Linked DNA regions of Homo sapiens: region 2 is linked to region 1. A link is a loop called in an ENCODE intact Hi-C map of the cell type or tissue named here. Cell type or tissue: MCF 10A. All regions are shown on one strand. Links, peaks and the distances in the headings refer to the core of each region. The heading gives the core; the rest is flanking DNA.

The links. Peaks named below come from ENCODE experiments on the same cell type or tissue, not always from the same donor. Only the 100,000 strongest peaks of a DNase experiment are listed, where the experiment ranks them.
Region 2: a loop joins it to region 1, with 6 times the contacts of the local background. A loop is called at or near these places in 2 of 110 quality-filtered maps.

What each region holds. Positions count from the first base shown.
Region 1 is chr2:8,802,973-8,805,886 of GRCh38, forward strand. KIDINS220 (kinase D interacting substrate 220) reads right to left here. Exons shown (of 30, transcript NM_020738.4): 8 at 1-155. Among named protein-coding and RNA genes, the nearest start is that of KIDINS220, 33 kb to the right of the region's middle. RefSeq lists an enhancer at 885-934. In MCF 10A, for the core only: no CTCF peak of the experiment used is centred there; a DNase peak (open chromatin) is centred at 1,219.
Region 2 is chr2:8,691,886-8,694,799 of GRCh38, forward strand. No RefSeq gene overlaps it. Among named protein-coding and RNA genes, the nearest start is that of ID2, 11 kb to the left of the region's middle. In MCF 10A, for the core only: a CTCF peak has its summit at 1,566 (motif pointing right); no DNase peak of the experiment used is centred there.

The DNA.
Region 1 (2,914 bases), core at 248-2,747:
TGCACAATCTCCGTATGTCCCTCCTTTGATGCAATCATCAAAGCTGTATTTCCATCTTTATCTGTTAAGTTTACATTTGGATTCCTCTTCAAAATTTCTTTTACTGACTGTGTGTAACCTCCTTTCACTGCCACAATAAGTGCAGTCATTGAATTCTAAAAACAACAACAACAAAAACAAAACAAAACGCAAGCCCAAGAAATTAATGTATTCTAGAAAATATATGATTTATGCCATAATCATAAAACTAATGTTTTCAAATAGGTGGCCTATTATTGTCATTTCCAATAGTAAAATGCCAAAATAAATAGCAAGAAACATACCAAAAATGGCTAGGAGGTATCTTTTGTTTTTGAAAATACATTAATGATCTTCAGTCATTAGAGCTATTATGAAGTTCAGTTATTTAAATGATAATCTGAAATTGGACTCATTTACAATAAACTAACTCAGTAATGAAGGATAAAATAGTTGGCAGGGTGACTATTTTAACACCTATATAGAATGTGTTTATATATAAACACATTCTAAATTAAATAATCCAAAGTCAGGTGAATCAGACTTCAAGAATTCTTTATAATAAAACCCATAAAAAACACTAAAGTAAACAATGAATTAATAGCCATGAGCTATTTCAAGAAAAGTGTAATATACTGTTTGGCTTTCATAGTAACCTAGAAACTACATTTTCAAAACCTGTCTTATTTTAAGTAATTCTTTTAAAAATTGCACATCTATTTTATAACAATAAATCAGGCCAGGTACGATGACCCACACCTATAATCCCAAAGCTTAAGGAGGCCAAGGCAGGAGGATCATTTGAGGCCAGGAGTTCAAGACCAGCCTAGGCAACATATGAGACTCTGTCTCTAAATAAACAAACAATAAATCAACTAAGAGAAGAATGTGACTCACTACCAGAAGTAGTATTAAAACTGCTTCTTGAGATGTTCATCTACTTCAAGCTGTCATACAATTTCCCTATAGAAATATTTTGGGTCAGCCCCCAAAATTGAGCTGTCATTCTCCCACATATTAAAATAACACAGCCTTTTCAAATTCTTGAGCCATCAATCATCACAGAAACAAGCCACTTGTTCACTTGACCAACTGTCCAGAGGAGGCAGGTGGAAGGTATGTCATCTGCAGCTGCCTACGGACTATGCTGCCTCCACCAGCACAAAAACAGGGCCTACGCCTTGAAGGTTTGCAATGAGTCAGCTCCTGCCAGTATGCAAACAGGAGGAACTGGTTGATAGTGTGCCAAAAAGTATGACATAAAGAGTTTACTCTTGTTTCACTATGACCCAAGATCTGGTACTGTCTCTTCTCAGAATCCTTTATGATCCACTCATGTAACATACTAATTCTATAAATAGCAGTCTGTATTATTTTAACTGTTTCTTATGCATAAATATTGTTTCTTTTAACCATATTCTTATAGGCTCAAGGGAAAAGTGATATCAGGCTTCTTCACCTCTCCAACACAACTGGCACAGGCTGGGGAATGAGGAATTAAAAATTGCTAATCAGTAAGATGTATCTAACCAGTTTTTAAGCTTTCTGGCTTCTGACAGCTGATTTCTGATTTTTAAAAATCTGTTCATTGAAGAGGGAAAATAAGGCACAGCTAAAAATATCCCAAAAATTACAATATTACTTTAAATTTTATAAGAAAAATATTTTAATGCAGCACAATGTTTTCCCCAATATTAAAAACCATTTGATTTGAACAGTTTATTAAACAATTTGTACTACGTATAGGAAAAAACAAACTCCATTTCACATAAATTCTTACAACACTAAATACTTCTATGACCAGATGTGTGGGGTTTTTCCACATCCATCAAGCAATCAATTCTGCAGCAGACACCAGCTGGGTATTCTCCAACTCAATTCTGACACTACCTACCTGGAGGTAGCATCAGACCCCACAGGCAAGTGTTCGGTGCCCAAGACTGCCCCCGCTTCCCATGCCAATGAAAGCTCAGGTTGTCTGACTGGCTGTAAATTGGAGCTCCCACAACCCCCTCCTTGGCTTTGATTGATTTGCTAGAGCAGTTCACACAGTTCAGGGAAGTACTATTTACCAGTTTCCATAAGGGATATTTTAAAGGATAGAAATGAGCAGGCAGATGAAGATACACATAGGATGAGGTCTGAAAGGGTCCTGAGCACAGGAGCTTCTGTCCCCATGGAGCTGCGCTATGCCACCCTCCCAGTACGGGGATGTGTTCTTGGCCATCTTCCTGGAAGCCCCCTGAACTCAGTCCTTTTGGGTTTTTATGTGGGCTTCATTATGAAGGCATGATTTATTAAATCATTGGTCAATGATGATCAATGCAATCTTTAGCTCCTCTCCCCTCCCCAGAGGTGGTGGGTTAGGGCTGTGAGTTCCAACCCTCTGAGCACATGGTTGGTGTCCCTGGCAACCAGCACCTCAACCAGTGGGGTTATCTAGAAACTTTCCAAAAATAACCTCATTAACATAAGCTCAAGTGTGGTTAAAAGGGGCTTATGATAAGTAACAAAAGACTATATTTCATCTTTATCACTCTGGAACTGATCCAGAGCTGTTTCAAGAACCCAGGACAAAAGGCCAAATATAACCAAAGATACTCTTATTGCTGTAGTCACTTATGAAATTACACAGGTTATAGGAGCAGTCAGCCAGGAACCACGGACAAAAACCAAAATATGCACAGCACATTTTGATTAATGACAGATGGCATATATGACATAAGTTCCATAAGATTATGATACTGGACTTTCATTGTACTTTTTCTGTGTTTAGGTATGTTTAGATAAAGAAATACCATTGTCTCCCAACTGCCTGCAGTATTCAGTACGGTAACACACTGCACAGGCCTAGAAGCAACAGGCCATACCATAGAGCCTAGGAACGGAGTAGGCT
Region 2 (2,914 bases), core at 150-2,649, 110 kb before region 1:
ATTGGTATTTTTGAGATGCATACTGAAGTTTGTAAGGATAAATGACATAATATATAATATTTGCTTTAAAATCCTCCAGAAAAAGAAAAAGGGAGTAGGGCTGGATGAGCCAGATATAGTGAAATGCTGCCGCTGTCACCACTGAGTGACAGGCACATAGGTGTCCTCCGTTCACTCCTTTTGCATATGTTTGGGAATGTTTGTGATAAGTAAGTTAGAAAAATAACCCAGTCCTCTATCTACTGGAGCACAGAGATGCCCCCACTGCCCAACTCTCTGAAAAGGCCCTGGCCTCCTGACACACTGCTTGGCACCCTCATTCACTTCCTCAAGATTGACCTTGACTGAGACAGCAATTGAACTCTCCGCCCTTCTGGCTCTGAACTACTTTCACTCCTACTGAGACGCTGCATGGCTATGACAGGGGCGCCTAGCATGGATCTTAGCATTTGGCAGCAAAGAAAAGTGGCCGAAGCCTAGGAACGTCCTGGCTTCCCTTCCTCTTCTGCCTGCTGCCATTATAAGTAGAATGGCGTGTGTACTTCCACGTATATGATTATGCCACTTCTTGGAATGTGGTCTTAGTTTTAAGTTAATTCTCCACCTAGGGACAACGCTGTAAGTTTTATTTTACAAACATAATCTTCTAAATAAGCTCTAAATAAGTTTCATCAGTTCTGAGAGAAAGTTCTTAAGCACACAATTCTTCAATATTTGATGTTTCAAAAATCCTATGGAAGCAAGTTAGGCAGAGAAAAGGACAAGGCCATTCTTAATGTTGTAATTTTACCAGAGTTCGCCAAAGCCTCCCAGGGGAGGAAAAAAAAAAGACTTCTAAAAAATGTCAACTGAAACTTTAATTGCCTGAAGTAAAATATTTTAAAGAGTGAAAATTTCAAGTTTAAATTTAATCCAAACCAGTTAAGTTGATTCAATCTAAAAATATCTTGACTGGGAAGGAAATTTTTGGACAAGTTTGTCAAGTCCTGGCTTTGTACCTGACAATGACTTTTAGAGAATCATCCCCAAACAAGTAGACGCCCTTGAGTGCTCTCCCTGCAAACCGCGTTTGCTGCAGGGCAATGCCAGCTCACACAGGCCAAGGGGTAAAAAGCAGGACTCTTCCTGCTAATTATTTTTGTTGTATCATCTATTGTCTACAGGAACAAAACATCCACCCTAGCGAGCTGCTCCTGCAAAAACGGGGACACCTCTTGCCACTGAAAGTCTCTGACGTGTCGATGGAGTTACACTGATGTATTAATTTATTCGGCAAACATGCATGGGACTACGCCAGGCGTGGCTCTAGGTGCTGCCGACACTGGGATGAAACAGCCGGGATCCCTGCCCCTGTGGAACTTGCATTCCAGCAATGGGAGACAGACCATGAGTGTGTCTCATATGCATTCGAAGACAAATAAAGCAGGGAAAAAGAGGAGACAGAACCTAGGTGACCAGTTATGAAGTATGAAGGTGTTGTCTTCTGTCCTCAACCTCCGGTCGCCGGGACCCTGCAGAGCTCAGCCGACTCCGGGTTAGCATGGCCAGTTGGGGGCGTGAGAGAGCAGCCGCAGCGGGGCGGCGGGAGGATGGGAGCGGCCGCAGCCCGTGTGCTTCCCGGGGACTTCCCGTCCACCTGGGGGTCCCAGCAGCCCCGCCCAGCACTTCTTCACCCTGGCCTCCCTGTGGCTGCGCCTGAATCCAGACCGCGCTTTTCCCCACACTCAGAGGACCAGCCTGATGGCCCCCGTCCCTGAGCCTGCGGCCCCTGCATAGAGGCTCTACGTCCCAGGCACAGGGACCCTCCTCCAGCTTCTGAGCTTCAGTCACTCCCGCCTTTCCCCTCTGCTCCCTCATCCTGGGGGGCATGCTGCCTGCGGCACTGCCTCGGTGACAGCTTGGAGTGCTGTCTGTTCAGCTCCCCAGTTAACACATTCTAGCTAGTTAGCAAGCTTACTCTCTCTCTGAGAGCTCGGGGGGTTTCTGTCTCCTGACGGGGCCCTGACTGGTACCCCAGGCTCCATGAGAGCACCGTGGACAACAGGAGCAGCCGAACACGCAGAATCTGCGGGAAGGGGAATCGGGCAGTGGGTGCGGCCCGTGCAAAGGCCCGGCGGCAGCAGCCATCCAGGGAAGTCCCACCTGAAGGCAGTGAGGGGCGGTGGGAGTGGTGACGGGGAGGGGGTGGAGGGGGCTGGGAGCTGGTGGGGGGCTGATGGGGGGCGGTGGGGGCAGTGGGGGCTGGCGGGGAGTGGGGGAGGGCTGGTGGGAAGTGGTGGGGGCTGATGGGGGGCAGGGGAGGGGGCTGGGGGGTGGTGGGACGGTGGGGGATGGTACGGGGGTGGGGGAGAGCTGTTGGGGGGAGGTGGGGGGATGGGGGCTGGTGGGGGAGAGGGCTGGGGGAGAGCGGTGGGTGGTGGGGGAGCGGTGGGGCATGGTGGGGGACAGTGGGCCGGAGCAAGGCAGCCAGGGGCCCAGTGCGAGGAGAGGAGAACGGACAGGATGGGGGAGGCCCATCACACCCAGCCTCACAGGCCGCGCTAAGAGCTTTGGCCTTTACTTTGTGTAAACTGGGACCTTGGAGAGCTTTGCGCAGGAGAGTGATGGAACCAAACTATTTAGCAGCCACATTTCTTTTAATGTTTCTCGTTTATAGGTTACACATTTGTTGTTATTATTATTGATTTAATAATACTGTGTCAAGATAAAGTTGTCAAAATCACGGCACCCAAACTTCACATTATAAAATTTTAATCACAACCTGTTTTATCACAATCGCTTTGCAGCAACGGAAATTATTCGTAGTAATTATTAAGTTGGTGCAAAATTATTTGTGGTTTTTGCCATCACTTTTAATGGCAAACGCCGCAAATAATTTTGCACCAACCTAAATATTATAACTAAGGAAACGAAT